Linked DNA regions of Homo sapiens: regions 1 and 2 are each linked to region 3. The links are chromatin loops, found by intact Hi-C in ENCODE. Cell type or tissue: chondrocyte. All regions are shown on one strand.

Evidence for each region. Hi-C counts contacts between places; a loop is a spot of excess contacts. Peaks named below come from ENCODE experiments on the same cell type or tissue, not always from the same donor. Only the 100,000 strongest peaks of a DNase experiment are listed, where the experiment ranks them.
Region 1: a loop joins it to region 3, with 6 times the contacts of the local background. A loop is called at or near these places in 14 of 110 quality-filtered maps.
Region 2: it touches region 3 in a loop (4-fold over the local background); 8 of 110 quality-filtered maps call a loop at or near these places.

What each region holds. Positions count from the first base shown.
Region 1 is chr14:59,119,455-59,127,454 of GRCh38, forward strand. No RefSeq gene overlaps it. Among named protein-coding and RNA genes, the nearest start is that of DAAM1, 65 kb to the right of the region's middle. In chondrocyte, CTCF peaks have their summits at 4,739 (motif pointing left), 4,957, 7,654 and 7,881 (motif pointing right); no DNase peak of the experiment used is centred here.
Region 2 is chr14:59,440,606-59,448,605 of GRCh38, forward strand. No RefSeq gene overlaps it. Among named protein-coding and RNA genes, the nearest start is that of GPR135, 21 kb to the right of the region's middle. In chondrocyte, a CTCF peak has its summit at 3,805 (motif pointing left); no DNase peak of the experiment used is centred here.
Region 3 is chr14:58,636,194-58,644,193 of GRCh38, forward strand. It overlaps DACT1 (dishevelled binding antagonist of beta catenin 1), which reads left to right and starts at 1,769. Exons shown (of 4, transcript NM_001079520.2): 1 at 1,769-2,354; 2 at 4,543-4,675; 3 at 5,399-5,554. The coding sequence starts at 2,010. RefSeq lists a silencer at 1,560-2,269. In chondrocyte, CTCF peaks have their summits at 2,621, 3,874 (motif pointing right), 4,090, 5,503 and 1 weaker place; DNase peaks (open chromatin) are centred at 1,842, 1,858 and 2,428.

The sequences.
Region 1 (8,000 bases), 480 kb after region 3:
CTGATTCTCCCCACCTTAGAAACCTATGTTGATGTCATGGTCAAAATAGTTTACACGGTTTTTCATAACTGGTCCCTGCCTCCCTTTCTGGCCCTATTTCCCCCCTTTTGCTCAGCCCCTTGCATACTGTTCCCCAGTATTATTGAATGCCTTGCTTTTTAAAAAATTCCTTATGTGTATGTGCATCCTGTTTCTTCTACTTGGAATGCCTTTCCCACCCATCTCCCCTTAACCTAAACTCCCAGGAGAGCAAGTCAATCTTCAAACACTTACATGGACAAACTGTGGAAAAAAATGATGAAGGAAGTTGAAGAGAAATAACAAATAAATAAGGTTGTTGCTATGCTTAAAGTCCCTAGGAAAAAGTAAAAGAATTTTGAAGAAGTGAATTCCAAGTGTCTGGGCATTTCACCCAGAGCATGCTCCCAAAAGCAAAGGGGAAGATTATCTATGAAAATACTAAGCACTATCACAAATAATTGAAATCAGCACAAATTCCTGTCTCCTCTTTCCCTCCCTTGCAGTACCTGTGTCTGGGCTTTGGCCAGAGGCTATGCTTCCCAGCCTTTCAGAATGGCCACCTTGCAGACTGTAACCCTTTATAAGAAATAAGGTCTTCTTTCTAAATTTATAAGTTAAGTAATTGCTTTTCTGTTAACAGAATGGAATCCACTTCCAATTCGACCCTCTGTGGTTAGAAGTGGAGAGTGTACATGAGATTACACTGACTAAAATGGGAAAAAAAAAAAGAGCTAGCAACTTCTGTGTTTCTGTGGAACCCAAATGAACATTCATCATCAAGATCAGAGGTACCCGTGGTGTGAGACTTTAGTTCCAAAAGATATTGTAGGATCTCCACAGTCCCTAAGTTTCAGTGGCTCACCTGTTAAGCTCAATTCGAACCTGCACTCAGTAAATAAATTGGTCTGCAGCATAGTTATGCCAAAGAAGCAAATTGTCTTGATAAATAACTCATATTGTACAATCATTCAGAAATTGTGTAATCATATGCACAAAGTATCAATTTATTAAATCTGTACAGTTGAAAAACATTTCAAATAGGCAAAAAAACTTACTGTACACTTTAAATTATTTCCTCCATGAAGCGAAACGAAGAAAGAGACCATGCACTTTTTTAAGAGGGTTATGCTATTAACAGGGAAGACTAGATCATTTTAGGTCATATTAAAAGAAGGAAACAAAGGGTCTACTAGTGGCTCATATTAAATAGGGAAAGCAAGAAAACCAACATAGATGTCCCCTGTTTTGTGAAGCTTTTCTTTACTCTTTACTACAAGGTAGAATTAATGCTCCTTATTATCTACTTCTGCATCTTATAAATATATTTATTATTGCACATATCTCACTCTACTGTGATTATGTACTTACATATCTGTTCCCTTTACTGAACTGTAAGCTATTCAAGGACAGAGACACTTTGCACCGTTTGTACTCTCCATGTCTGTTCAGTCTGGAGCCTCTAGCTGCCTGATGAACTAACTATACTAAACTAAAGAAGGACTCTTCTTGTCCTTCCAGAGAATGTTACTGGCACAGGAATATTCTCAGCTTAAGTAAAGCATATGCATTTATTTTATTGACTGGAACTCTAAGACCTATGTAGAGGCAATGTCCAAAACACAGCCAAGTTCCCTGACAGTCTTTAAATCAAGAGTTCTCTGTTTTCAAAAATCTGTCCCAAACTCTTGCTGCCGTGCTCTGCAAACTCTTGGTGATTGCTTGATGATCTCCAGCTGTTTTCACTTCCAAGATTTTAACTTTTTCTTTTGTGGACCAAAATGCACTGAACAGCTTATAAGGAAATGGTATTTTGAGTGAAATTATTTCTTGTATTTACCTCCTAATTTTAGGTGGCCTTCAGCACCATCCACCCCAAACATAACCTGTCCTCTCTCCCACCATCCATGCACTAAGTACCTGTGAATTCCATCACTGCTGATTCCAATGGGACCCAGAATTCCTTCCTTATGTACTAGCTCAGCACATCCATTCATCGCAAGGCTTGTTGGCAATGTTGGTAACTCTGCTTTTCATCATATAACTTTGGTGCTGTATATCATTGGGCAGTTCATGAACTTGAATTTTCTATGAAAATACCACCGAAGAAGCACAGTCCATCAATTGTTTCATGGAAAAGCTAGCAAAAGAATTAGCCAAGGATGGCTTTGCCCAAGTCCCAATAACTCAATAGAAAACATTCTTTTTCCATGATAGAATGTCTACCTATCTTGATAAACTCATATTCTCTCTGCATATTCTTTGCCTTGGATGTTTAACAAAGTATCAACGCCTGGAGAAAAGAGCAGAAAGCTGGAAGCATGAGTCCAGGAGTTAGACTCAGCTTGGAACTTGCTCTGTAATCCGAGTCAAGTCACCTCCTTCTTCAGGTGTCATTGTGGATTTCACCACACAAGTACTGAGGCTAGGAAAACAAAAAGTATTAAACCTGTGCTAAAGGTACTTTTACATAGTGTCAAGGACGATGAATGGGTCTGAGAATTTTCCCAACTTGAAATCTAATAAGCTGGTCAGCCACAATGTCATGGATGCTGACAAAAAACATGAGATTCCTGGGTCAGAGGCAAACAGAGCAAGCAGCATGAGAGTCAGCATATTTGAATCAGCACCTCTTGCTCCTGAGCTGTACAGGAGTGACACACATGTACCCAGAAGGAAGCCTGAACACGGTTGCATTTTAGGATAGGAATTCTTGAGTTTAGGGAATCTGAATCTTTTCCAATGGGCAATAAGCATGCCTGCTCTAGGGGAAGACATTCTATGTGCCAAGGCTGTTTGCTATACAAACATCCTTGAAGAGACAGTCCAGAACAAATGGCAACCAATACTTTGCTCACAAAACATGCCGCAATGTGAGAGATCCTTTAAGAATTATCTCCCAAAATCTGGCAACCTGTATATATACAAAAGAGGCAAATTATACTTATATATCACTTTACTGGGAAAACTGTTTCCAGAAGATATACTTAATTATGGTCTTTCTTTAGAATTTAAATTTAATGCAAATAATAACAAGCTTTCCCAGTAAACATCTCACTTTATAAATGGAGGCTTATTCTCTCAAATGCCAAGCAATAATATTGTATTTAATTAATGGGGTATCATGCTTATTAGAACCTATCATTATTTGAGACTCCAATATGGACCAGATACTGTGCTAGTTTTGTGATTGATCTGTATTATTACATTTTATGTTAAAAAATTACTGCAAATTAGACATTATTTTACAAGTGTTGGAAACTGAAGCTAAATGATCAACATCTAGGTACATTTGCTTCCTAAAGCCATGCTTTTTCTACTAACCTGTGTGGTTGGCATGGTAGCCAACAAATAACACATGGAAATTGAAGTGGCCTGAAACCTAAGTCGTAGTCATTGACAACTAAGGTTTACTGAGTGCTGCCTGAACTCAGTCATTCTCATTTTCTAAGCCAGCGCATCAATCTCATGTGTATGGGAGATACCTGAGGAGTAGGTGAAGACGCAGATTCTTAAGCTTCAGCCCAGAAGATTCTAGTTCAAATGATCTTTGTTGAGGCCCAATAATTTCTATTTTAAACAAACTCTTGAAAATATTTTAAATGCTGGTGGTCCTTAAAACTCATCTGAAGAACACTAGGAAAGAATAAAATCTATAAAAAGAACGATATAAGAGCAGTGACAAGGTGGCCACTCTAGAGCAGATTTATAGTTTTACAAAATGTAGGGGTGCCAGTTAATTTGAAGAGCTACTATAGAAGCTAATCAGAAAGAGAAATTTAAACAACAACAAAAATAGAAACACACATTATTATCAACCAAATGTGGGACTGGATTATGAAAAATACAGGGGAAGATAATATCCAAAATATATAGATATAGAAGTGACCTGGTTTGTTATTTTATTATTTAAATTAAGAATTCTAGATCCCAATCTTTTCATAAAGATTTATTTCTTACTTCCCAAAGATTTTATGAGAAATAGAGCAGACCAGCATGCAGGGAAATGCCATGAAATTTGCAACCTCTGTGAGCCTCAGAAAAATGGGAATAATAAATTTGGCTTTGTAGGGGTCTTATAAAGATTAAAATTATTTTTCAAGTATCTAATATAGTATCTAGCACACTGTAGGCACTCATTAAATGTAGTGGAGGTATGCGCTTTTCTTCTGTTTTTCCACCAAAGTCACAAATGAGTGAGAAAGCAACAATTGCTAAGTCAATCCTGAGTCAAGCTTGGCACCAAGGCTGATTGTGAAAGGTTCTTGTCCTGCTTCCAGCGCCTGATTTGAGATCTGAAGCAGGAAGGGGATGCTGAGAGCAGTCTTGCATTCTAAAGGTGAAGGGTTTCCGCCAGAGGGTAGAACTTTGCTTTTCATGGATACTATGTCATCATGTACTAAAGTTTGGTATATTCTTCAGGTTTGTCTCTAATAGATGTGAATACAAATCAGTGATATTTAATGATTTCATATGTATTTTGTTCAATAGCTAAATCTAATTCTCAAGGATTAAGTAATTTTAAATGAAGGATATAAGATACGATATAAGAAAAAAGAAAGGTTGCAGTATATATTGGGTTGATATCTAAAGCTTGTCATTCCCTGTCTGAAAGCTGCAATATATAATCCATTTGCTTTTTCATTTCCAGTGTTCAAATTCTATCTTCAGCATAGTGAGCCCAAACAAAACCAATTCCTTTCATGCCCTCTACTGGATATTTGAAGTTAAACGTCAATAACACTGCAAAGTAACCAAAATAATGATACACATAATATCCAGAATGTTCTTTTATAGCCTCTTTAAATAAAAATTCGTTTACATTGGTTCACTGGTATCAGATTTCCTTTTTCTGCCTAAAATGCAAATTTCAGAGTCACTTCTTCGTATTATATGGAAATTATTTGTTGAGGGAAAAGGAGTGAATAAACGTAGTTTGTATAACTGACACCTTTGAGGTGTCTCAAAGGAACAGCGGTGTCATTGGCTGCTGTGATATTTAAGCTTCCTTTTTGTTTCTGTCCTGGTTCAATAGTAAAATCTACCAGCAGTTGAAATCTGTATTAGAAGGGTGGGATGGTAGAGCCCACAACTGAAAAAATTCTCCATATTAGCTGTTTCCATCAGACAAAACCCATCAGAAGGAGGGCAAAGAAGTTCTTTGCTTGGTGACCTGGCTGTCTATAGCCATCTTTGCATCCACTTTAAGGGTGTCTGGAAAGATGTCCCCTTGCTCCCAATTCAGCTCACCTACCCTCTCCCAGGGCTTTGTTTTACTCAGCAGTGCCATACCAATTATTAAATTTGTAAAATTTCCATAGCAGTTGTTACGTGGCCACTGCCCTTAGCTACCGTCTGCCACTCACCATGCCTTGACTTTCCCACAATCAAGAAATTGAAAGGTCAAATCCGGGTCTACTCACTCCAGGAAATTTCCTGATCCAATCCACCCAGACACCTAGATCCTTCAGGCCCTACACAGGCCTAAATGGGTGTAGTCCTGTCTATGTCAATCTGGCCTGAAACATCAGCACCAGAGATGTTACTGCAGAGCTACACGTCAGCAGGACCAAGGAAGAAAGGAGGTCCCATGTTTTTCTCTCTACGTAGCAATAATAGGTAAGATTTATGGAGAACATATTACATGCCAGCTATAATACGCATTGTTTCATTCACTCTATAACGGCTCTATTTTACAGATGAGTAAACAGAAACATCTGATAACTTCCACCTAGTGCATGGAGAGCTAGAATTTGAAGTAGGGCTGACCAATACCAAAGCCTGATGTCTAGTGAAATTCACACAATGCTGCAAATCTGAAGACTCTGCAGCAGATTTTGTAGGTACTTTCAGCAGAGGAGTTTCAGAAATGCTTTGCACAAACACAGGTTCACCAAGTGAGTGATCACACGGGAAGACCACGTGGGAAGGTGGGTAGTCTCAGTCACTCTCAGTTGCACCCTTTACTTCAGGGAGGGCAAGGGAACAAAACTTCGGATTACCAATGATGTAACTCCCATAAAAACCAAGTAAGAAAAGTCCCCCAGACTTCTCCTTCAGCTTGTTACTTAATATTGGGTGTTGAAGGATCTTTGGGGATGGGAGGAGGAACAATCATGATTCTCATGCAAATATAAAACATGCTTATGTCAAACTTTCATTTAACTCATTAATTAAATGAGGTAACAGGTAAAATAATAGTAGAAGCTAATAACTCAACATGAAATCCCATAGCTCAATTGCATGGTGATTGAGAGAATAAGACTTCATTAACAACAGGTTCAGAGAAAGCCAAAAAGCAGAGACATTTATAGATCAGGAAGAGTGAAATGGATTTGCAAATGGAAACAAAATTGGTGCTTTTGTGTGTGTGGACAGGGAGGAGTCAATTAACTTTCCACTGGACAGAATTTATTTATATGCCTATGGGCATATTTGCATTGCTATCAGTTTTGTACAAGTTAACTTTGATCCCTACAAAATTATAAAATAGCCTAGTCAAAGACAAAGGTGCATATTTGGATAGGAACATAATCCCCAGTGGTTATAGCATTACCTGGAACATTACCTTGAAAAAACATTAATCCTGATCAATCTTGTTTTGTTTATTCCAATGTCTTTTTTTTTTTTTTTTTTTTTTTTTTTTTGGAGACGGAGTCTCCCTTTGTCACCCAAGCAATTGTTCGTGCAGTGGCAAGATCTCAGCTCACTGCAACCTCCATCTCCCGAGTTCTAAATGATTCTCCTGTCTCAGCCTCCAAGTAGCTGGGATTACAAGCGTGTGCCACCACACCCAGCTAATTTTGTTTCCTAACATGGATCAAGTGGTGAAAAAAATCAATAGAACTAATTCTTTAGCACTGACCTACGTTTATGAGCAGTTGCCGTAGGGTTTGGATTGGGGAATGAGCAAGAAAGATTAGGAAAATTAAAATTTACTCTCTCCAGCCTCATTCTCAGGAGAGTATTTCAGAGATGAAATATAAAAGCAAAGATCTGTAATCCCAGCACTTTGGGAGGCTGAGGTGGGCAGATCACCTGAGGTCAGGAGTTGACCAGCCTGGCCAACATGGTGAGACCCTGTCTCTACTAAAAATACAAAAAATTAGCCAGGCGTGGTGGCATGGACCTGTAATCCCAGCTACTCTGGAGGCTGAGGCAGGCAAATTGCTTGATCCCAGTAGGTGGTTACAGTGAGCCGAGATTGCGCCACTGCACTCCAGCCTGGGTGACACAGTGAGACTACGTCCCAAAAAAAAAAAAAGCAAAGATATGTTCTCATTTATTAATTAATGTAACTAGTTCTTATTGACACCTACTATATGCCCCACTCTAGAAAACTGTGGGTCTACATGGGTTTCCAGTGAACTAGTCACGTAACCATGACTACAAACATTTAACACCAAACAAGATAAACTACCAATCCAAAAATGCAGGGTGGAAAATTCTGTTCACCTGTTCATCACTTAGGCAGTTTACTCACCCATTTGTTTTTTCATGGCTGACACAACATGTCTGTGAATTTTTCCCCACACTCTTGCTCCAACTACTCCCATCATCCCCAGCTCTAAGGCTGGAGCATTCCTGGTCATTTGAAGGTCTATTAGAATAACCCAGTAAAGTAGTTAAGTCTTAAAGATAATATCACATCACAGTAGGCCTGGGATAAGATTTTCTCTGATAGCAAAATCATAACCCTTTCCAAAAAAAAGTACAAGCTGGAGGCCTTCTTTCCAGACCTTTGATCTTCAGCCTTATTATCGAAGATTTTATTTAGACTTGGTTTTATTAATGTAAACGTGGGTGAGCCAGGGTGCCAATGGTGGGCAGAGAGAAAGATGACATGTATCTACCAGAAGGTGGCAGTGTTGTTTCTCCAAACATCTCACAGGTCAGACAGGCTCTAGAATGTCAGGATTAAAAACTAGGTGAGGTTATTTCTTGACCCATTCTATAATTAATTCACACATACCATTTACAAT
Region 2 (8,000 bases), 800 kb after region 3:
CACGACTATTGATGTTTCAATGTGCACTAAATAAACTGACATTTCTTTCCAACTGTATCCTCTACATCTTTTCCACATCATGTCAACAACCAGAATACCAATACAATATTTTAGAAAGGTTGAGAAGTTCTCCAAAAGCAGAGAATATGTTCAGGAGGAATGTCCTCTCCCCTTTTTGCATGTGAGCTATACTATTTGAGGACAAAATTAGTGAAAGGAGTAGCTTAACTTTTAATGGATCAGGAGGGGAACTTCATTCCATGCTAATGACATACCACTTTCCCCATAATTAGGGAGGATGTTTATTCAGCCAGGATGCTGAAAAATACATTTTAAGATATAGAAGCAGCATCTGTGTTCATACCATATTGGTTGTTGAATATTTTGACTATTATACCTGCAGTTTGATAAATTGAAGGTAAGTTGTAAGTACATAAAGTTGATTAGCCTTTTCGGCACCAAAGGCAAAAAAAAAAAGAAAAAAATCTGGAAACTACTTAGAAATTATTTGACAGCATTGACCTCAAGTTCACCTCTGTTATGGACTTAAGCGCTTTGATACACAAGAGTATTTTATTTGTTTTAGAAGAGGCTGTCAGGTTATCCATTTCATGTTAAATCCAATATTCTTTGTTTAATTTCTGATTATTTTTGTTTGCATTTATCCCAAATATTGATTTAGAATAAAATCCACTCTTGACCCTGACTTTTCTCCACTACCTATTTTTCAGGAAAATTTTTGCAAATAGGCTGATTGAGTAGACTATATAGAAATGAACAAACATCTTTTTATCAGCTCTTTAAAAAATGTGTAGACACGCAGTAATACAAAAACATTGCTCCAATTAAGAAAGCAAAAGTACAAATATGCTTACATTGAAAAACATTTTTTGAGACAATGGTATATTTTAATAGTCTAGAGTGGCTCATTTATATTACTTGGGTTTATGAGTAGAATGAGAGGCATTGTTATGGAGGATGAGAGGAATAATGTAAAAATAAAGTGAACTAAGAGTGTATTTGCAACCTAATTTACTTTATTTAAAAAATTTTGTGACTCGCCCAATCTATGTGCTTCATAAGACAACTATCTGTTTCACTGCTTTCAACCGGGGTCTAAGAGCCTGGCACATAATAGATGCTCGATAACTGTGTGTCAAACGAATAAATGCACAAAGTGTTCATTGCTCACCTAATATGCCACAATAGCAAACAACTTCTCTCTCTCCTTCTTCCTTTCTTTTGTAAATTTTCTTTATCTTCTTCTCTCCCTCCTTAGCCCCCTCTTCTTCCTTCCCTCTCCTTATCTCTCTTTAGTCTCCTCTCTGTTCTTCCCTCCCTTCTGTTCTCCTTTCAAAGTAGATCACAGAAAGATGTTTAGGAGACATTCATTAGAGAATGTTCAGTAGCACAAAGACAGCAGAAAATGTATACAGTATCACATTTTCCATCCTTTCTTTTCTTTTTTAACTAAATCTTGAAATTCTGAAGTTATGTGACTTTGTATGTTTTAAAGGGGTGTTGTCGTGTTGCATGGGTGTCTTGTGTAACTAAAACAAACTCTCCACCCTGCCCTTGTCTTATTGTGCAGTTTCTTTCTTTTCATTTTTATTTTATTTACTTATTTTTTTGAGGCAGGGTCTCATCTCACTCTATTGCCCAGGCTGGAGTACAGTGGCATGATCTCGGCTCACTGCAGTCTCACCCTCCCTGGGCTCAAGCAATCCTCCCATCTCAGCCTCCTGAGTAGCTGGGACTACAGGCACACAACACCACACCCAACTTTTTTTTTTTTTTTTTCCATAGAGATGGGGTTTCACCATGTTGCCCAGGCTGGTCTTGAACTCCTGGACTCAAGCCATCTACTCACCTTGGCCTCCCGAAGTGCTGGGATTATGAGCATGTACCACCACACCCATCCCACAGTTTCTAAGAGAATCTGACCTTTTTCAGTTTCCAGAGACAGTCTTTGTGATTAATGATCTATCTGTGTTAGTCTAAGACTCCAAGACCAATCTCCCATTTCCAAAGACAGAACTGGGAGAAACTTCCCTTTCCTCTAAAGAGGTGATTCTGTATGTAAGCTAAGAGTAATCAAAGCAAGTTAGAATGCAATCTCCTTATATCCTTGTGAGAAGGATGGGAGAGGCTCCCCACACATGAAGGTAAACAAGAGGTTGCAGATTTTCACCATCGTTGACAGGGTGGGTGGTGTGCTGGCAGAGGGGAAGCAGTAGAGTTATTCAGGCTGAATGGACATCACTAAGGGAACCAGGTTCTTTCAGGTGCACAGGGGAAATCAGCAAGTTTCAGTGAATTCATGACAACTTGCCTCAGGCTGCTATGAAAGATGGCCACAAGGTCTCCTCTATTAGTGAGGCTAGCTAGGTGCAATCCTGACCTTTATTAAGAGTAACCAGACATTCGGGAGCTGGTTGCCTAAGTGCCCAGTAATCAGTTAAAAAGATGTCACAGAAAGGCAATTTCACTCTTACATTTCAAATATAATATTGATGCTAAGATTCAAACTGACTGGAAAAACAGAGATTCATCCAGCCGCAGAGGGCCTGATAGGGATAAAGGAGGCATGCTAAGGGATATAAATTACTACTTCTGTGAACTCCCAGAAAAGATTCTACCCTTGTTAATTTCATCCTGCCTCCTCCTCACTCTCAGATCCCCAAACCTCCACCCTTGTCTGCCTCTCTTCCCATCCATCCCTGCTGTGGGTTCTAATCCCAATCCTGCTGTTGTTTAGCTGGCTATATTATCTTGAACAAGTTATTTTTCTTTGAGTCTCAGCTTCTTCATCTATGCAATGGGGAATAGTAATATCCGGCCCATTGATATGAAATAATATGAGCAAAGGACTTCATGGAGGCAATCAATAAATGCTAGATACATCCCAAATCCCACTCTCTAAAGAATAGTCTTAGAAAACTAAAACTTTCAAATCACAAGCCTAACTCTATTTTCCAAATGTAAGAAATTTGCCTTATTTCTCAGTTGCCCTGATGCATTCCATCCATCATATAAAATAAATAATTTAAATGAAAAGTTAATTGAACGCTTAGAGCACTAAAAGTCATTCTAAGTTCTTCTTTCAGAGAATTAAAGATGCAAAAGGAAAAACTAATTTCAACATTATGCATTCAAAGAAATCTAAATTGTAACAAATTATTTATGTATATATTTAGTCTCTATTTCCTGTTCAAATACTTCAAATACATTTATAACCATTTGGAACTGTTATTACCAATATTTTAAGATGTTACACGATCCAATAGGAAATATTAACTGTTTTATTGTTAAAGAGTCATATTAAAATAATGCCATGACATATGTGTTATCAATTAGGCAATGAGCTACCAGTCAATATGTTTTGCCTTATAAAGAATTTTAGCCAAGATAAAGCTTGTTTGTTTGACTTAGAAAGCCAAAGTTGAACCTGTGTGATAACTCTTTGATCACATGTAATAACTGAAGCATAAGAAAATTGGTTTTTAGTATAATCACCAATCGTCCTCCCTTCCTCCCACTGAGAAAAAAATTCGGCCTTGTTTAAATACTCAGCTTAATTAAATTATGTATTTAATATATGATACATTTGTCTTGGCTTTGCATAGCACAAAAATGATAGATTAAATTTTTATGTGATAATTAAAGCCAAACTGTTATCAATAAGAATGTTAAAGCATTTAAAGATTATGAAAGTTTAATGTGTTCTGATGTGTTGCTTTTCAAAATCGTTGGGGCATTCCCGCTTTGAAAATTGTTGTACTTGATAATGGAGCCTCCTTGTGGGGAATCAGCAGTATTTCAGGCTTTCAAATTGCAGGTGAACTGCTGTTTGAATTTTCCCCCTTCACAACGGGAATAGATGTACTGTAGTAGTGCTATCAAGAAAATATGTACTTGTCGCCGGGTGCCGTGGCTCACGCCTGTAATCCCAGAACTTTGGGAGGCCGAGGCGGGTGGATCACGAGGTCAGAAGATCGGGACCATCCTGGCTAACACAATGAAACCCCATCTCTACTAAAAATACAAAAAATTAGCCGGGCGTGGTGGCGGGCGCCTGTAGTCCCAGCTACTGGGGGGGCTGAGGCAGGAGAATGGCGTGAACCCGGGAGATGGAGCTTGCAGTGAGCTGAGATTGTGCCACTGCACTCCAGCCTGGGCGACAGAGTGAGACTCCGTCTCTAAATAAATAAATAAATACTAAAAAAAAAAAAAAAAAAGAAAAGAAAATATGTACTTGTCTCTGGACCCCTGACATCCAGAAACCAGCAGGAACTTAATGACTGCCAGAAAGTAAGGAAATATGTGCTGCCTTTCCTTTGGTTTGTCTGTAGTCCTGGTAGCTAAAGATAAACCAGTATTAATTTTTTTCAGTCAAATCGATTATGTTCTCTGGAGAGTAAACAAGTAGATTGACAAATTTTTTTACTTTTAAACTGCCCAATGTAGCTGGGCATGATGGTGCATGTCTGTAGTCCTAGCTACTTGGGAGGCCGAGGTGGGAAGATTGCTTGAGCCTAGGAGTTGGAGGTTACAGTGACCTATGATCCTGCACCTCACTCCAGTTTGGGTGAGAGCAAGACCCTGTCTCAAAAAACAAACCAACAATTAAACTGCCCCATGTAGTGGGGCCCTTGAACATATTGAATCAGGTAGATGCATGTTTTGCTTTAATCTCATGGAGTTATTCTCTACTTTTGACCAGAGAGCACATTCCTCTAAGAAAGATGTCAGGCCTCTGCTACGACCTCAGGTCCTCAGACCGACCAGCCCAAAAAACATCTCACCAATTTCAAATCCAGTAAGCGGCCTCTTTTTACTGTCTTCTCCAACCTCCCTCGCTATCCCTCAACCTCTTTCTTTCAATCTTGGCGCCACACTTCAATTTCTCCCTTCTCTTAATTTCAATTCCTTTCATTTTCTGGTAGAGACAAAGGAGACACGTTTTATCCGTGGACCCAAAACTCTGGCGCCAGTCACGGACTAAGGAAGGCAGCCTTCCCTTCGTGTTTAATCATTGCAGGGACACACCTCTCTGATTATTCACCCAGGTTTCAGAGGTGTCAGACCACGCAGGGACGACACCTCCCCTCCTTGCCAGGCCAAGCTAGATCCCAATTCTTCCTCAGCCTCTGCTCCTCCACCCTATAATCCTTTTATCATCTCCCCTCCTCACACCCGGTCCGGCTTACAGTTTCGTTCCGTAACTAGCCCTCCCCCTCCTGACCAGCAATTTACTCTTAAAAAGTCAGCTGGAGCCAAAGGCATAGTCAAGGTTAATGCTCCTTTTTCTTTATCCCAAATCAGATAGCGTTTAGGCTCTTTTTCATCAAATATAAAAATCCAGCCCAGTTCATGGCTCGTTTGGCATCAACCCTAAGACACTTTACAGCCCTAGACTCTAAAAGGTCAAAAGGCCGTCTTATTCTCAGTATACATTTTATTACCCAAATCTGCTCCCGACATTAAATAAAACTCCAAAAATTAAATTCTGGCCCTCAAACCCCACAACAGGACTTAATTAACCTTGCCTTCAAGGTGTACAATAATAGAGGCGGCTAAGTAGCAACATATTTCGGAGTTGCAATTCCTTGCCTCCACTGTGAGACAAACCCCAGCCACATCTCCAGCTCACAAGAACTTCCAAACGCCTAAACCACAGTGGCCAGGTGTTCCTCCAGAACCACCTCCCCCAGGAGCTTGCTACAAGTGCCAGAAATCTGGCCACCAGGCCAAGGAATGCCTGCAGTCCAGGATTCCTCCTAAGCCACGTCCCATCTGTGCAGGACCCCAATGGAAATCAGACTGTTCAACTCACCTGGCAGCCACTCCCAGAGCCCCTGGAACTCTGGCCCAAGGCTCTCTGACTCCTTCCCAGATCTTCTTGGCTTCTCTGACTCCTTCCCAGATCTTCTCGGCTTAGCGGCTGAAGACTGATGCCGCCCGATCGCCTTGGAAGCCCCGTAGACCATCACAGATGCTAGCTTTAAGTAACTCTCACAGTGGAGGGTAAGTCCGTCCCCTTCTTAATCAATATGGAGGCTACCCACTCCACATTACCTTCTTCTCAAGGGCCTGTTTCCCTTGCCTCCGTAACTGTTGTAGGTATTGACGGCCAGGCTTCTAAACCTTTAAAACTCCCCAACTCTGGTACAATTTAGACAATACTCTTTTAAGCACTCCTTTTAGTTTTCCCCACCTGCCCAGTTCCCTTATTAGGCTGAGACACTTTAACTAAATTATCTGCTTCCCTGACTATTCCTGGACTACAGCCGCATCTCATTGACGCCCTTCTTCCCAATCCAAAGCCTCCTTTGCATCCTCCTCTTGTATCCCCCACCTTAACCCCCAAGTATAGGATACCTCTACTCCCTCCTTGGTGACCGATCATTCCCCTTACCATCTCATTAAAACCTAATCACCCTTACCCTGCTCAACGCCAATATCCCAACCTGCAGCGTGCTTTAAAAAGATTAAAGCCTGTTATCACTTGCCTGCTACAGCATGGCCTTTTAAAGCCTATAAACTCTCCTTACAAATCCCCCATTTTACCTGTCCTAGAACCAGACAAGCCTTACAGGTTAGTTCAGGATCTTCGCCTTATCAACCAAATTGTTTTGCCTATCCACCCTGTGGTGCCAAACCCATATACTCTCCTATCCTCAATACCTCCCTCCACAACCCATTATTCTGTTCTGGATCTCAAACATGCTTTCTTTACTATTCCTTTGCGCGCTTAATCCCAGCCTCTCTTCGCTTTCACTTAGACTAACCCTGACACCCATCAAGCTCAGCAAATTACCTGGGCTGTACTGCCGCAAAGCTTCATAGACAACCCCCCTTACTTCAGTCAAGCTCAAATTTCTTCCTCATCTGTTACCTATCTCAGCATAATTCTCATAAAAACACACGTGCTCTCCCTGCTGATCATGTCCGACCAATCTCTCAACCCCCAGCACCTTCTACAAAACAACAACTCCTTTCCTTCCTAGGCATGGTTACTGCGGTCAGAATTCTTACACAAGAGCCAGGACCACAGCCTGTAGCCTTTCTGTCCAAACAACTTGACCTTACCGTTTTAGCCTACCCCTCATGTCTGCGTGCAGCAGCTGCCACTGCTTTAATACTTTTAGAGGCCCTAAAAATCACAAACTATGCTCAACTCACTCTCTACAGTTCTCATAACTTCCAAAATCTATTTTCTTCCTCATACCTGACGCATATACTTTCTGCTTCCCAGCTCCTTCAGCTGTACTCACTCTTTGTTAAGTCCCACAATTACCATTGTTCCTGGCACAGACTTCAATCCAGCCTCCCACATTATTCCAGATACCACACCTGACCCTCATGACTGCATCTCTCTGATCCACCTGACGTTCACCCCATTTCCCCATATTTCCTTCTTTCCTGTTCCTCACCCTGATCACACTTAGTTTATTGATGGCAGTTCCACCAGGTCTAATCGCCACACACCAGCAAAGGCAGGCTATGCTATAGTACAAGCCACTAGCTTGCCTCTTAAAACCTCTCATTTCCTTTCCATCGTGGAAATCTATCCTCAAAGAAATAACTTCTCAGTGTTCCATCTGCTATTCTACTACTTCTCAAGGATTATTCAGGCCCCCTCCCTTCCCTACACATCAAGCTCGAGGATTTGCCCCCACCCAGGACTGGCAAATTAGCTTTATTCAACATGCCCTGAGTCAGATAACTAAAATACCTCTTAGTCTAAGTAGACACTTTCACTGGATAGGTAGAGGCCTTTCCTACAGGGTCTGAGAAGGCCACCGCAGTCATTTCTTCCCTTCTGTCAGACATAATTCCTCAGTTTAGCCTTCCCACCTCTATACAGTCTGATAACAGACCAGCCTTTACTAGTCAAATCACCCAAGCAGTTTTTCAGGCACTCAGTATTCAGTGAAACCTTTATATCCCTTACAGTCCTCAGTCTTCAAGAAAAGTAGAACGGACTAATAGTCTTT
Region 3 (8,000 bases):
GAAAGTGAAAGGTGGCAAGGGAGTTCTTTTGTTTTTGTTTTTTGGTAAATGTCAACTTAATTCTATTTGTAGTAGAGATTAAATGGGTACTATTAAGTTTAAAAGTATGCTAATGAAAAAACAATTTACAACCAATCTACATTCTCGAGTCTCTCTCTAGCAATTGTCAGGTGAATGCTTGCAAGGTAATGTGCTGAATACAGCGATACTAAGAGGGTATTAAAACAGTCCCTGCCTTCAGGAAGCTTTCATAATGTAGATGGAGAGAAGAGATACACATAAACACCTACGTAGATAGATATGCGTGTGCACACCCAGATAAATAACCATACAGGTAGCATGGGATCAGAATCAGATATTTATATAGTTAACTGGAGCTCAAAGGTTGGAAGGGTGGTTAGACCACACAGAGAGGGGAGGAAAGAAGAGGAATTCCTAGCACGGGTAAGCAGATGGGCAAAAGTGCAAGTGTCTGAAATAATGATATAGGATGCACTCTTTCACACAACACTTTGCCTGAACTTCAGCAATTGTGACTTGCTGGATTGAATTTCCGAGGTTCTTGGATGTACTGCTTTTAAAGATATATGTGGTACTTTTCCACAGATAAGCCAGCTAGTGGAATTTTCAGACCCCTATCCCACCGGAAATTTCAGTGGGATAGGGGTCTGGAGTAGTGTGTTCCAAGCAGAGATGACCAATACATGATACTTCAAGAGGGAAGACTTATAAATCCCTCTGGAGAAAAGCTACAACTCATATCACCTTTACTATCTATGTGCTAGCCACGTTGTAAGTGCACAGCCCCCACAATATATAGCATATGCTGCATACTATTATAATTCTTCAACAGCAGGTTCCCATAGCAGCTGCTCCCTTTTACAGTGGGGGGAACGTACACAGAGAAGGGAGTAAGTTGCCCGCACAGCTATTTAGGGGTGAAACTGGGATACAAATCCAGACAGTCTGATTTCTGAGTCAGAGCTCTTATTGTAAACGCAGACTAAGTAATAATAAAAGCTCAAACAAAAACCAAAGCGCGCACGCGCGCGCACTCAAATCGTAGGCTTGTAAAAGAATTGATGCAACCTCTCGCTATACAACGACATCCTCCTGCCTAATTTTAAATGCCGTCCATCGTAAGACCGACGTTAAAAAATTAAAACGACAACAAAACTTAAGTTTTAGAACACTGCATTGTGCTCTGTATTGCTTGCCTTTACAAAGTGGAGTTAAGGAACCAACCCCACAGTGTCTGTGAATACACTTGCAATACCTTGCTTGGGAAGTGAAAGAAACCTAACTCGGTGTGAGTGGAAATGAGGAGTGGCCGTGTGGGGAAAGGGTTAAGACTGTGCTGCAACTTGGTCGAGTTTCAGAAAGTTCTCCGGAGAGCCCAACTGCCGCGTCCCGTCGCGGCCCCTGCCTGCGCGGCCGACTGTAACAGGATGCTGGGGCTCCAGGCGCTCGCCCCGAGCTTTGGGCGACGAGAAAGAGCCAATGAGGAGCGAGGGCAAAATCGGGTGCAGTAAACCCGAAAAGGGGGCGAGGAGGCCCGCGAAGAGAGCGGGGGAGGAGGCGGGGAGGGGCGAGGAGGGGCGGGGAGGGCCGAGCGAGGAGGAGGCGGCTCTGGGGGCCGGGCGGCGCGCCTGACAGAGGAGGGGAAGCCTGGGGGCGCAAGCGTCGCAGCCGAGGGGCCGGCGCGGGGAGGCGGGCGCCAGGCGGGGGTTTGCAGGGCCGCCGCGCGTGACGTAGCGCCGGGCAGGGCGTTATCAGCTGCCGGGCCGCGGCGAGGGACGCGCGGCGACAGCGGACGGCGCTGCCCGGGCCGGGACAGCAGCAGCCGGCGGTCGCGCGCAGGACTCGAGGGCTTCTAGCCACCGTCCCCGCCAGCGCCGCGCCCCGCCACAGGGCGGCATGAGCCCACCCGCGGCCGCAGCCCTAGCGCCCTGCTCCTCCGCCTGGGCGGCCCGGCTGCGGTGACGGCTCTCGCTGCCCGACTGGGGGCCATGAAGCCGAGTCCGGCCGGGACGGCGAAGGAGCTGGAGCCTCCGGCGCCGGCCCGAGGCGAGCAGCGCACGGCGGAGCCCGAGGGGCGCTGGCGGGAGAAGGGCGAGGCAGACACCGAGCGGCAGCGCACCCGGGAGCGGCAGGAGGCCACGCTGGCCGGGCTGGCGGAGCTGGAGTACCTGCGCCAGCGCCAAGAGCTGCTGGTCAGGGGCGCCCTGCGCGGCGCCGGGGGTGCGGGAGCCGCTGCGCCCCGCGCTGGGGAGCTACTGGGGGAGGCGGCGCAGCGCAGTCGCCTGGAGGAGAAGTTCTTGGAGGAGAACATCTTGCTGCTAAGAAAGCAATTGGTAGGTCGTGCCCGAAGGTGGAGCACGGCTGTTCCTGCCCAGGGGCTGGAGGTCGGGCAGGTGGCCTGGGGCGGGCGCGAGGTTGACTCTGGCTGGGGAGATGCTCGCTGTTATGGGACGCCCCCGACCGCCCCATACCTCCCTGATCCCCTTCCTGAGTGCCCGCGGCGTGTGGGCTGCCGACGCCCACGCGTTTCTGGCGTGTGCCCGCTTTGTGTCTGGCGACCTCGCGCGGATTGCGGGAAGGGGGTGGCCGCTCTTCCCTCCTCCTCTGCCTTCGGGATTCTTGGAGTCGCCTAGTTCTAACGTTCGGTCTCCTTAGTTAGATGAGTATATGCCCTCTCCCCAGCGGTTTGCAAACTCCCACTTAAAATACCATTTTATTTGGAGGTTTTCTTGACTTTATCTCCTCCCGCCGAGAGGGGCCAAAAGCCAAGGAGGGGGTTTGTGGCGTGCTTAACTGTCCAGGGCCGAGTTTTACGATTACACTGGAGCGCCTGTAGGGAGCCGTGCCTCTCCGAGAGCTCTCCCCAGCATGCCAGCTTTCACCCAGGCTGGTGCTTAATTTCAAATAGAAGCCCTTTGTATAAGGCAGCTCAAACTAGATGGAAATGATGGAAATTTGGCTGGAGACTGTGTCCCCTCCTCTCATATTTTATACGTTCTGCCAGCTGTGATTGGTGGTGGAGGTGGGAGAAAAGAGAACCTGCTCTCGGTAAGCATTTATCTTACTGGGTTTCTGTCAGTGTCTCAGTCTTTCTATGCAGTCTTCATTAATGGGGAAGAAAAAGAACTTTGTAGCTTAATGTATTGATGAACAGCTTTTGACCCCGCCTCAGAATAATGGCGACAGCTTTGTTTTCAGTGACCTTAAAATGTAGTTTTGGAAACAGCAAACGTCCTCACCTGACCAAGTGATACTATCTAAACTAGACACATGCCAGGTAGTGGCCCTCCCACAATAAAGTGGTGATGCTGTGCAGTTGTCATGTGTTTTCTTCTATTATCTCTTTTCAGATCATTTCTTTTCTCTGTGTGTGTGTGTGTGTTTTTAAGCACCAAAGTGCTTTTACTTGATAGGTTCATTTTTCCTGAAGAAATTAATTGTAGCAAACAAACATACAATTTATGTCTCCAAGCTTTTTAAGTCAAAAGACAAGAGGCGTAGATATTCATATGCATGTGTTTTGTAAGGATGTACACTGTGGTTTGTGTAATATCTCTGTTTTGGCATTTTACTGTGCTGCTTCGGTCACAGACCAGATTCCTATGTAACATTCATTTGAGCCAGTTCTCACTGGTTATGGCTGGTGACTTTTACATTTTATTGTTTTGTGCAATTGCACCTTTTTGTCTGCATGAATCTCAAGATTGTAAGTGGCGCATTCCTATTGTCCGCTTGAGGGGAGCAAAGCAGTATGTCAAGAGAATTCCAGTCCAGTCAGTATTTATGGTACTATTTTCATTTGTAGACTTGGCATTCATGATTTGAACCAGATGCTTTTTGAGTTCTCCCGTTTTTCCAGCAATAGGAAGCACTAGGTGGCAGTGTGAGTTAGCACAATCCATCTGTCACCTTTGGAAACCCAGAGGCGTTCAAATCTCGATGGGCCTTCCCATGAGGGTTTTGGATTCTGCCAGCTCACATTATACTTGGCACTGGCTATTAGTATTAGTTTCTCACTTTCAAAGGCTCTAAGACTGATTAAACCCCACAAAGCAACTAATAGAAAACAAAACTCTGCAGGCCAAGACATTTGGCCAGAAAATCTCACCTAAGATTATAGTGTATTATAGGAAATCTCTTACTCTCATTTCAAATTAAAGAGTCTACTGTGAAGTATTGTTTTTTAAAAGACTGGTTATACACCAGATGATTTAAAGTCTCAGTCCATTTTTCTTGTCCCTATCTATGAAAAGTCAGTTTGTATATATTAGTTGAAACTAAAAACAAGTCTTGTTTTTATGAAGAAACTTTATATCACCACAAAATGTGAGAAAGTGGAATTAAACATAGGACATATTCTTGAATTCTCGAAGTTTTTCGTTACTTCAGGTCATCCAGTAAAATTTTGGTTTTCTAAGTTTAGTGAACTCTTCAGATGGGTAATTTGAATCCTTAGAGTAGACTTTCTGGTTCTTTTGTCACCCCTGTATGTTCATGTTTCCTTTGTTTCTTCCTAATCAGAACTGTTTGAGGCGAAGAGATGCTGGTTTGTTGAATCAGTTGCAAGAGCTTGACAAGCAGATAAGTGACCTGAGACTGGATGTAGAAAAGACATCTGAAGAGCACCTGGAGACAGACAGTCGGCCTAGCTCAGGTGAGTGATTGAGCACAAGGACAGAATTCTGCACTCTTGAGTTGTATCTCAGCCCCTTGTGGTTAACATTCCCAGACCTGCAAATGGCAATGGAGTTTGTTTCCAGTGCAGAGAGGATAAACAAAAAAGAAGTCTGCCATTCAGTTTTATCGGAATAAGAGGGAAATAAACTCAGACAACAAAATTTTTAGTAATGAGATCAATGTGATTGGAGTCCCCCAAGTTTAAAAATAAAAGCTATTCAAATTTCTGCAAGAGGTGCCCTCCTTTGAAACTTGAGTAAGTCAGAACTGGGCTAGAAAATTAGTCACACTTCAACTTCCTGAGACCACTTCAAAAGTTTTTTTTTTTTTTCTTTTAAACCATTTGGGCTCCTTAGATTTTTCTCTTATTATTGTTCTGAAACAATCATGATAAAGATGAGGCTTGACAGATCTAAGTTTCTTTCCTTGGACATGTTCAAAGGCGGGGTCAAGGAATAAGGTCAATTTGAGGGTGAGGGTAACTCTGAAATGTACCCCTAGTTATGGGCTCTTTGCCTTTTCCTAAGGATTGTTTGAAATAAGACCATAAGATTAGGACACCAAAGTCCAATGAATCAAAATTGGCCAAAAAACAAACAAAAAATCTCCTTTTCCTAAATGATTATTCATTTTCCTGTTAAGCGTGAATATGCATTATTTCTTGACATGATGTTAATTCCAACGGTGTTTTTATTTGTAGGGTTTTATGAGCTGAGTGATGGGGCTTCAGGATCCCTTTCCAATTCCTCTAACTCGGTGTTCAGTGAGTGTTTATCCAGTTGTCATTCCAGCACCTGCTTTTGCAGCCCCTTGGAGGCGACCTTGAGTCTCTCAGATGGTTGCCCCAAATCTGCAGGTAAGAATTTTTAGCACTGATAGAAATTTTTAATTGGAAGGCATCAAGGGCCCTTAAAAGGTTATTTGGCTCCAGCACCTTTCACTGGTGGAAAAATGAAGGTTCATCACTTTGCGGCATTTAGTGCCATACTTACATCTAGAACTCAGTTTCATCTAGGTGAGTATCTAGAACTATTCCAGTACCCTTTGGGTGCTACTTGGTTATATATTTTGATAGCAGCAAGACACTTTATCTCTAGAAATCCTGTCCCAATATTGTAGGTCTTGAGCTCTGTTTCTGAGCCTTTGCTGTTAGGTTGTCTGTATTTTCTTTCATTTTGGAACTGTTTTCTTCTTTTAATTATGTAAAGCTAAAACTCAGCCAGGTGCAGTGGCTCACACCTGTAATCCCAGCACTTTGGGAGGCTTAGGCAGCTGGATCACCTGAGGTCAGGAGTTCAAGACCAGCCTGGGTTGGCCCGGTGCAGTGGCTCATGACTATAATCCTAGCACTTTGGGAGGCCAAGGTGGGTGGATCACTTGAGGTCAGGAGTTCAAGACCAGCCTGGCCAACATGGTGAAACCCCATCTCTACTAAAAATACAAAAATTAGCCGGGCATGGTGGCACATGCCTATAGTCCCAGCTACTCGGGAGGCTGAGGGAGAATTGCTTGAACCCAGGAGGTAGAGGTCATAGTGAGCCGAGATTGGACCACTGTACTCCAGCCTGGGCGGCAGAGAGAAAAAAAAAACAAAAAACAAAAGACCAGCCTGGGCAACATGATGAAACCCTGTCTCTACTAAAAACACAAAAATCGGCCGGGTGTGGCAGCATGTGCCTGTAATCCCAGCTACTTGAGAGGCTGAGGCAATAGAATCACTTGAACCCCAGAGGCGGAGGTTGCAGTGAGCCGAGATTGTGCCACTGCACTCCAGCCTGGGCAACAGAGTGAGGCTCCATCTCAATCAATCAATCAGTCTAACACTCACATTAAGTTAAATATGTCCATCAGCCTGGCCAAGAACTGGTTGGCACTTCAGGGAGCAATGGCCCTTTCATGTTCTCCAGAATGTTCTGCATGATGGCAGCTTGTTTTTTCTTTTAAGTGGGTGCCCACATGCCATTATTCCTTATTTTGGGATATCTTTGCAATGACCCCCAGAAGGAATCATGCTATTGTACTAGAAGAGTTTCTGCATTTCCAGTATGTGTCACACACTACTGGATGCTCTGTATGTATTTATCTCCAATGAATCCTCCCAATAGTCGTGCACAGTACAGGTCTTGTTAGCTCCATTTTATGTATTAAAAAAATGAGTCCTAGTAAGGTTACATATGTTATTTAAGGCTCTATAGATGGTGAGTGGCAGAGGCAGAAGTTAAGCTCAGGCCTAACTGCCAGGTCCACGTTTTTCATCATCCCAAGGGAATTCAGAAATTGTTGTTTTCAACCTTCTCATCTAACAGAAGAGGAATTTTGGCTTATAAGCTAATTGTCAGAGGTTCTCCATCTGCTGAATGGCAGGGTTGCTGCTGGAACTCAAGACTCCTTCCTTAGTCCTGTTACATTGTGAATTCTTATAAGAGTAGAGAAAATATGAAGATTAGAATTGCTCTGGGTCCTGGGCACAAGTCATCACACTCCTGGTTTGTCTGTGTTCTCCACTTGGGTATAAGCCTGAATTTTTGAGTCCAGGCAAGGCAAACAACACTGAGCAGCTGAGGGAGCTAATTGGCTGGTGTCTTCATATCTGTGTGTTGTCAGCAGCAATCATTTGAGGAAGCACAGAACTGTGTTATCTAGAGGGTCTGGGCCTCAAGTTCATTGGTAATTGCTCCCCTTCATTCCACAGATCTGGTTTCAGAGGGAAACTTTATAAACCCATTAAAGGCACTTTGGTTTAGGTTTTCCTTCAAGACAGACCCGTGCTCTTCCAAATGCCACTTCCTCACATAATTGAGACAGTTGCACCAGGCCTTGGGGGCTAGGATATCTGTTTTGTTCAACTCTAAAGAGGGAAAAGGGATGAATAGTGAAGTGTTTGTCAGTGTGGCTTTAAGTAAGGCAAAGATAGGGCTTACGTTGCTGGGAGAGGAAGGATGGGGAAGGATGTTAGCTAGAGAGGTTTCCTTTTAGAACAAGCTCTTTATTGGGGGGGGTCATGTGGGTGGGGACATGGCACTTTTGTTTTATTATGTTTTCTTTACATATCATCTCTGGGTCTAGACTATTTTTTCCCTGAGACCGCTAATTATCATTGAAGTTTATGGAGCTTTCTCAACATAGAATCAGGCACATATAGGTTCTCAGTATTTGAATGAATAAATACAATGGAGGACAAATTATTACTGATAAACTCAACTTTAATTTTCTCTGATAACTGAAGGTCATTAAATGGATTTGTTATTTATAATATTCACCAACTTAAGAGATCAAAATCCTTTAAGACAGCAAGCTTGATT